Regions from separate parts of the Homo sapiens genome. Here region 2 is linked to region 1. A link is a loop called in an ENCODE intact Hi-C map of the cell type or tissue named here. Cell type or tissue: CD14-positive monocyte. All regions are shown on one strand. Each heading gives the region's core, and the rest is flanking DNA. Links, peaks and the distances in the headings are about the cores only. Region 1 overlaps HIPK2 (homeodomain interacting protein kinase 2). Region 2 has its middle 22 kb from the start of HIPK2.

Evidence for each region. A loop is a pair of places that touch in the nucleus more often than their neighbours do. Peaks named below come from ENCODE experiments on the same cell type or tissue, not always from the same donor. Only the 100,000 strongest peaks of a DNase experiment are listed, where the experiment ranks them.
Region 2: it touches region 1 in a loop (6-fold over the local background); 1 of 110 quality-filtered maps calls a loop at or near these places.

Annotation. Positions count from the first base shown.
Region 1 is chr7:139,747,057-139,751,449 of GRCh38, reverse strand. All of the region lies in intron 1 of HIPK2 (homeodomain interacting protein kinase 2), which reads left to right. Among named protein-coding and RNA genes, the nearest start is that of HIPK2, 29 kb to the left of the region's middle. In CD14-positive monocyte, for the core only: no CTCF peak of the experiment used is centred there; DNase peaks (open chromatin) are centred at 2,299 and 2,819; H3K27ac peaks cover 1,540 bases.
Region 2 is chr7:139,797,468-139,801,860 of GRCh38, reverse strand. It overlaps a transcript of TBXAS1 not described here. Among named protein-coding and RNA genes, the nearest start is that of HIPK2, 22 kb to the right of the region's middle. In CD14-positive monocyte, for the core only: no CTCF peak of the experiment used is centred there; a DNase peak (open chromatin) is centred at 2,050.

The DNA.
Region 1 (4,393 bases), core at 190-4,189:
GCCTAGCCCAGATCATTCACTCCCAGGCACAGCAAACAATTAGCTTAGACTAGCCAGGATTGGTTCTTGAGTCACACAAAGGGGAGGTGGAAGGTGGTTGGAGGTGGTGGTGGGGAGAGTGACATCTAAACTAAATCCTGTCTCTCCAGAAGAGAAAGAGGGAATGGCTATTAGGAAGGCAACTTACAGTGTCTGCTTCAACATGTTCATTTTTTTTTAAATGTTTCACTCTGATTGTAGTGTTTTTTAACTATACTATTCTCTAAATTTGGCTGTGTTTACTATGGTAATTATTTTAATTAAGTTCTATTTGATTATTTGTAATTCACCTTGTTTTACAACTTTTGATTGATTTTATAGTATAAATACGTATACTGCAATAAACCATATGATACATAAAAGAATTTAGGACAGGATCAGGATAAATACAAATAAATATAGAAGTTCAAAGTTAGGAAGAAAAAGAATTACAGATATGCAGACAATAAGTCCCTTACATTGCTACTTAGCTGAGCTTCATAACATCAAAGAGAAAAGGCAAATGTGGTCGCTGCGGTCATTCTTGCTGTCAGAGAAGGAAGGTGCACCAGGTCCTCAAGAGGAGCAAAGATTTTTTTAGTTCTTTTCAACTAAATTTTGCATGTGGACTTTTATCTAGGAAGCACTGAGAGGTATCATGAACAGGGTGTTTGGCATCCCCACAACAGATGAAAAACTGGGTTCTTACAGCTCTTCTCACAGCAGTCCTCATTGGAAGCTCAAGGCCTAACATGAAAATGCAACTCAGCAAATGTTATTCCCTGGAAGGCCAAAATAACAGGTCTGAGTACTTCTTCTTATCCTTCTACTGGTTTGATGCAACACAAAGACCCAAAACACTCAGCAGAACTGCCAGTCTACGTGCCTATCAGACAACCTTCAAGACTATTACTTTTTTTTAACTGGCGTGTTCACGCATGTGTGTGCCTATGTGTGTAAATATATCTGTATATTTATGAATAGATGTATACATCCAAAATACTATATATATAGGAAGAGATCATTTGAGGGTAGATTCCATTGCCCACCATGCTGTATTCTAGCTCATCAATTGAGGCTTTAGGAATCGACCTGGTAAGGTTGACATCTGTGGAAATTAAGGCCTCTATTTAAAATGCTCACAGAGGAGAGTTCTATTTTTGTAAATAGGATAATTGGGTGGAAAACTGTGCTAATGTCTGTCTTTATTTAACCACTCCAAGGGACAAAGCCTAACTGCTAAAACCATGAGGCCATAACCAAGACACCACCATTTACCCAGGGACACCGTCATCTTTATACTGCAATTTTAAAAGAGTATGGAGGTCAGAAGCCAGACAGTTGGTTTCTGTATTAATGTCTCCAGGGGATGAACAGAGGGTGAGAAGGAGCAGATAGACAGAGGCAGGTCTGGACGGGAGGTTGGAGAGCGGTCAGCGATGTTCTCCCAGCTGTCAGGAATGTTATGTGGGAAGAGGTTAGGGAAGAGAGTTAGGGGAAATATCAAATGAGGGAATGACTGTGTCCTGGCAGAGGTGTTATTTCCTCTAAACCACTTTTGATGATCTTCTGTCCTTGTGAAGATGTTGGGAGTGGACAGTGCCAGGACAGTATGAACTGTTGTGCGGCGTGGCGGATACCAGAGGAGGGTGCAGGGAACAAGCATTTATAGAGCCTGCCACTATTTCACCTGCTGACCTCCTTTGAGAGGCAGTATTAGGAAATGGTTAGAGTGCAGCTGTGTAATCAGAGGCTCTAAGCCCGAGTCTTCTCCCAGCAAACGAGGATAATAGCGGCGTCTTACCTCAGACCTGTTGGGAGCTGCCGTGAACACGTCATCCACGCCCAGTAAATGCTAGTTAACACAGTGATGGCCATCCAGAGAGCTTTCTTAGCCTGATGTGAAGTAGATCTCAGGCTCTGCATTTTCCAGCAGGGTAAACTGAGGCATAGAGAGACAAATTCACTTGTGCAAGATCTTTTATCTATTAAGTGTCAAAGCTAGGATTCAAGCCAGGTTTTCTAGCACTAAAGCTTATTGGTTTTTTCTGTTCCATGCTGCCTGAATTCATAGGTAATTCACCTGTGTCTTATAACCCAGACACGTGATGTGGGCCATGAACCACAGCACCTTTCTGGGTCCACTGTGCTGGTGGATAGCTTTCTGTTCATGACAATCACGTCTGATGAGCTTGGCAGTGATTTGTATGATGACAGTGACCGTCCAGCAGTATGTTAAGGAGTCTGGGTCAGGAGGGACTTTCTTCATTTGTTTTTGCCACATCACCCAGAGAACATCCCTGTAAAAGAAGGCGGTTTGATGAACTTGGAGGAACTCCCCAGCACTCTACTTGTGACCATGACAATTGTGACAGTTTTTCCTTCACACTGTATTCAAGGTCAGGTTTTTGTTCTTGGACCTTGTTAAATCGAGGATAGTGGGCTTGAATGACTTGGTGTATCATGGAAATAGCCTCATGTGGTGTTAGCTTCTGCCTGGGGTCACCAGCTGCTCCCACAAAGCTGAGTAGCCAGTAATTTCTTACAAATCTTTTCATATTAATAGAAAAATGGAAGGCAGATGGTGGGCCAGGAGGAGTGCTTTTTCTTTGAGGCTTTGAGGGCCTGTCAGGGGATGAATTTTGTGTCCCCCTCCCCACTCACATGTTGAAGTCCTAACCCCCAGTACTTCAGCATGTGACCTTATTTGGAAATAGGGTCATTGCAGATGTGGCTAGTTAAGATGAGGTCCCACTAAAGTAGGGTGGGCCCCTAGTCTAGTATGACTAGTGTCCTCATAGGAAGGGGAAATTCAGACACAGACACGCCCACAGGGACCATGGCTCATGAGCACGAAAGCAGAGACTGGGTTAATAGGCATAGAAGCCAAGGAACAGCAAAGATTGCCAGCGCCCACCGGAAACTAGGAGAGAGGCATGGAACACACCGTCCCTCACAGCCTCGGAGGGAGCCGGCCCTGTCGACACCGTGATCTTGAACTTCTGGCCTCCAGAACTGTGAGATAATAAATTGTGTTGATTATGCCCCCCAGCTTGTGGTGCTGTGTTATACTAGGCCAAATAAAGTAACGTAGGGCCCATGGAAAAACAGTGACTTACAAATTCCAGAAGAAAAGCTAGAGCCCCTCCTATGCTTTGGTTAAAGTTTCCATCGGAGCGTGGGAGTCTGGATGTAGGGCTGAGGGTTCCAAAAGTGTCATAGAAAGCAGAGAAGCGGCTCAGATGGGCAGACCAGCTTCCGAAGAACACGGGTGTTCTGTGAAGGTCATTGCGTGGAGGTGACCTTTTCCCTCACTGAGTTTTTTAGAGAAAGCAATTTTGTCCTTTCAGGTTGGAAAAATATTTTCTTCAAGACCACAAAGTGACAGTTAAAAAAAAAAATTGGCCACCTGCAAGTTTAAATGTCACCATCTAGAACAGCTCTGCCTGATAGAGCTTTCCGTACTGATGTCTCTCTCGGTCCACCCTCTCTCCCACAGTAGCTACTTGCCACGTGACCAGTAAGCACTTGAAATGTGGCCAGTGGGGCCGAGGAACTCAATGTTTTATTTTAATTAATTTAAATTTAAATAGCCACTTGTGCCCGCTAGCTAATTCTATGTGTTGGTCAGTATGGCTCCAGATCACCAGAATAGTGGTGGGATGGGACCCAAGGGAAAAACCGGGGGTGCCTGGATATCCAGTGGAGGCCACAGGAGGGCTGGGGCTGATGGGTCACCCTGGCTTGGCTAGTGCCCTTGTGTGTGGTCTTGTCCTCAGCCACAGGGGCCTAGGTGGGAGTAAAAGTGAAGTAACACAGGCAGAATTTTCTGGATGCTTTACTAAAGAGATGCTTAATGTGAGGCTTTGTCTGCCGTTCCTTCTCTGATCCCAAAGTATCTTCGACTGGTTTAGTGCTCGATAGAGATGGGGTAGATTAAGATACTTGAAGAAAAGCCAGGAAGCTGGGTCTCTGGATATGGGCAGACCGAGATGTTTCTTTGCAGGTTTCAAGTGCCGGCCCTTGATGTACCCAGAGGGGCCGCTAGTCCCAACGCTAGGAAGGTGGGAACGTCCAGATGCAGACCACCTTCTCCGAAGCTAGGAGGGTTTCCCCTGAGTCTGTCATACTAGACTTATTGATTGCAGATGCCTGTCAAAAGCTACTGAGGCTCAGCCACCTCTGCGTTCTTCACAGTTGCCACCCTGCCTCCAGCCCCTGAATTGATGGCTGCTGCAGGGAGTGTGACCAGAGGATGCCGTTTGGAGAGTAGTCACATGGGACATCTCAGAATCTGAGATGGAACCCCAACTGGGCAGTATTTGGTGCAGTTTCACACCGAAAAGGGGTCCCTGTGACTGATTTGGCCAGCCCT
Region 2 (4,393 bases), core at 322-4,321, 50 kb before region 1:
ACCTGGGAGGCAGAGGTTGCAGAGAGCAGATATCAGGCCACTGCACTCTAGCCTGGGTGACAAAAGGAGACTCTGTATCAAATAATAATAATAATGACATGGAAGAATTGTAAATAAACTTAGCAACCACAGTGGTTACAACTGGCAATGGAAGATAATTCAATCAGTGAAAAGAAAGCTAAGCATAGGACTGTATTCTGTAATGCAAAAGAAAAGGACAAAGATTAGCTGGGCATGGTAGCAAGTGCCTGTGGTCCCAGCTACTTGGGAGGCTGAGGTAGAAGGATTGTTTGAGCCTGGGAGGCAGAGGTTGCAGTGAGCTGAGTTGTGCCACTGCACACCAGCCTGGGTGACAGAGCAAGAACCTGCCTCACAAAAAAGAAAAAAAAAGGACAAAGAGATCAAAACTATCAGAAACAAGGTCTAGACATAGAAAGACAGGTGATAGAAATCTAGTTTTGAAGGAGAGAGAAAAAAAGAACAGAAGAGCTATTTAAAGATATTAGAAAAGAAAATATTTTTAAGTTGAAGCAAGACCTGCATTTGTAGATCAAAGCTCATCATATGTTAGCCCAAATTAATAAAAAACAGACCTAGATTTAGACATATTGTAGTGAAACAGTTAAATGTTGAAGGGGAATTTAACAATAATGTTAAAAAGCCAATACAAAGAAAACATTATTTTATTTAAAAACACATAAATGGAAAAATGTGGTCTGTCCTTGATTAGGAAGAGTTTTGATATTGCAAAGATACTGATTTCCCTCAAACTAACTGATAAGGTTAATGTCATCCCTAGTAAAATGCCAGCGGCATTATTTTTAAAACTGTCTCAAACTGTTTCTGAAATTATTCTGGAGTAATAAAAGATATTGATGGGGAGACACTGAATACAGGGAAGGAACAAATGAGAGTAAGGAAATATAGTTAGCTATAAACTATTTTGTAAGAAGAAGAAGAAAGTTTGGATGGAGTTGAATGAGTTTTTAAACATGAAAACAACAAGTAAGCAATTGATAACTGATAGGAAAAGACTAAAAATTTAGGTCAGGATTCCAGAGGACATGAGGAAATATGAGAAGGTCACAAACACTCTCAGATAGAAGGGAGAATATTCTATCCAAAGAGTCTGAAATCATCAAGAAACAGTAATATTAAAATAGTAATTATAATAGCTAACATATTGACCATTGCGTGGACAGCTGGAGAAACGATGGTTAACAAGACAAACACTCCGGGGTCTTTCGGAGCTTCAGGTCTGGGGGAGGCAGAAAAAAGATGAGGAAACAAACACAATCATTGCAAATGATAAAAAGGTATGAAGGAAATAAACAGGTAATAAGAATAGTGGCGGGAAGTGGGAATGACACTACTGAAGGAAGTCCAGAAGGGCTTCTCTGAAGATATTTAAGCCAAGACCTAGGAGATGAGAGGTGGAATGGATCAAAAAGCAGGGAGGAGGGTCATTAGGTAGAGAGCCTGGCCAGAGGTGGAAACGTGCTGAGATCAGTTCAGTCAGGTGCATTGAGGTCTTCGAGGAGGGAGGGAGAGGATAAGCCATGCAGGACCTTGGAAGCTACTATAAGGATCTTGGATTTTACCCTAGGTGCAATGAGAAGCCACTGGAGGCATGATACAACCTGATTTGCATTTTTAAACATTCTGGGCCACTGTGTAGAAAATGGATTGACGGGGCCAGAGGGGAGCAGGAACTGTCAGGAGGTTCTTCCAGAGTCTCAATAAAGGGTGGCATTGCCCTAAACTAGGGTGGTGAGCATGGAGAAAAGAGCTACAGGGAAACTCTGGAGATCCAGTCTGTGGGACTTGCCGACGGGTTGTTTAAGGAAGTGAGGGAAGACAGAATGATCCACACATTTCTGGCTTGGAACCTAGAAGTGGAAACTCTCCACTGGATAACAAGATGTGGATAGAGGGTGATGGGATATGGGCAGATAAAACGGTAATGAGGCTTGTGGGGTAGGGCCAGGCCTACTGCCCTAGGAAATTAGGAGACCTCATACACTCTGAGTCAGAAGCCAAGTGAAAGCCACATTAAGGAAGTTGTTCTACAACATGTGTGCTGGCTAAAATAGAAGGAGTCAAGTGGGAAGCCAATAAATGAGGACCTGGGCTTAATTCAGGGCAGCAAGAATGGCAAGGAAGGAACTAGGAAATCATTTGAAGAAAAATTTGGCAGCATATTGGGCTGGGCGTGGTGGCTCATGCCTGTAATTCCAGCACTTTGGGAAGCCAAAGGGGGGTGTATCTTTTGAGCTCAGAAGTTCAAGACTAGCCTGAGCAACATGACAAAAACCCATCTCTACAAAAAAATTTAAAAATTAGGCCAGGCATGGTGTAGTCCTAGCACTTGGGAGGCCGAGGCAGGCAGATTGCCTGAGCTCAGAAGTTCAAGACCAACCTGGGCAACACGCTGAAACCCCATCTCTACTAGAATACAAAAAATTAGCCAGCATGGCAGCGTGCGCCTATAGTCCCAGCTACTTGGGGGAGGCTGAGGCAGGAGAATTGCTTGAACCCGGGAAGCAGAGTTTGCAGTGAGCCGAGATTGTGCCACTACACTCCAGCCTGGGCAACAAAGTGAGACTGTCTCAAAAAAAAAAAAAATTAGCTGGGCTTGATGGCGTGCACCTGTGGTGTCAGCTTCTCGGGAGGCTAAGGTGAGAGGACTGCTTGAGCCCAGGAAGTGGAAGCTGCAGTGACCAGGGATTGCACCACTATACTCTGGGTGGCAGAGTGAGACTGTCGGAAAAAAAAAAAAAAAAAAGCAGTGTATGGAAGTAAAGAAGAGACAATCAAAGGTGACAATGGGAGAGGAATGGTGCTAATGTCTGACGGCAGGTGGAGAAGGAGGCTGGTTCTGAGAATGTTTCAGAGTGAGGACAGGGCTCCCAGATGGAAATGTCTGGCAGGCAACTGAAGTTACAGAACCAGAACTAAGATCTGAGGTCCAGACTGGCTGGCAAATGGGCCACATCCTAGAAAATGGAGGGTAATTCAATCTTTCACACACGGAATCAGAATCTTCTAAAAAATTAGAATACACACTTAAAATTCAAACTGCATTTGCTGGTCACACCACTCTACGTAATTCATTTTTCTTTGAAAATTCCGAAGCTTCCTTGGGTTCTTGTGCTTCAGGGTCACGATCAGGAACATGAATTATGGTTGGTATGAGACAACTTTATCTGAAACAGAACTACCATGGTTTGGGAGCAAATGTTCTCTTTGAGCCTCGGTGTAGGAAACAGACAAAGATGCTGATCTCCTGCATAGAAGGTTTCTATTCTCACACTTCTCAAAACTGACACAGATCACTATTTTTCAGCGTTAGCCCAGCTGACTTGCATTTTGTTTCCTGCTCTCGCTTCCACGTGTACCTTGTGAGCCATATGTTAGGCAGTTAATAACGTAGTTTCAGGAACAATACACCTGGCTTCCTCTGCTCACAGCACAGTGGAAACTTGGCTCCACCCATGCGGGAATCTCCCTGTTTTCTCCTCGGTTCGCCTCCCTTGCTGACAATCTCTTTCTCCCTCTCCTTGGCATCCATTTCTCATCTTCCTACCCTTTCGTGTTTTCTTCTCTTCCTGCTTCACCGGCTTCTTTCTTTTCCTTCTGGCTGGCGTGTCTCCCTCTTCAAGCTGCCTGCTTCATCCATCTTCTCCCCTACAGAGCTCAGAGATTTAGAACAGCACTTGCTTGAATCTCATTGTCTAAGCAATGACTGCCCTCCCTGACTTCTGTCTGTTAAAAAAAATAAAAATAAAAATTCTTGTCATTTGAGCTTCATGACTGCCTGAATTCTTGATACACTAAGATTTATTGTGTGTACACAATGGCGACCCCCAGGCTAAGCACTTTGAATGCATATCATGAGTGTTCCAAGGAGAAGAATTTCAGGAAGCATCTCTTTGTTCTATTTGGAAAACATAATTTTTATAATTATTCAAGGAGGTAATGCATGGAATCAAATGAATGCTGTGGCCAGATCCATGGCTGGGGTCCAAGGAGTCACTCTGAGGGCAGTGTGGCTTTTTTGAGGGAAGTTTGAACACTGTATCTCAGCTGTGAGTGGACATTACAGTGGTCAGCAGTACTTACTGCCTGTGCACTGACCCTTTACTTCATTCGTCTACCTTTTCCTCCATCCCACTCCCAGCCCCTCACCCTAAAGACTACACAGGAATGTAAAGAGTTGGTGAGAGTTGGGAGATTTGTTTGGGATAGGAAATGTTGGCAGAATAGGCCATCTTACAAGGTACTTTCTAGCCAACCAGCTGAGTCACTACATGGTGAAGTTAGTTTATAGTCTTTGTGAAGATGGATGGAATAACAAGACTTTGCAATGCTTCATTCCAACAATTCAGTCACT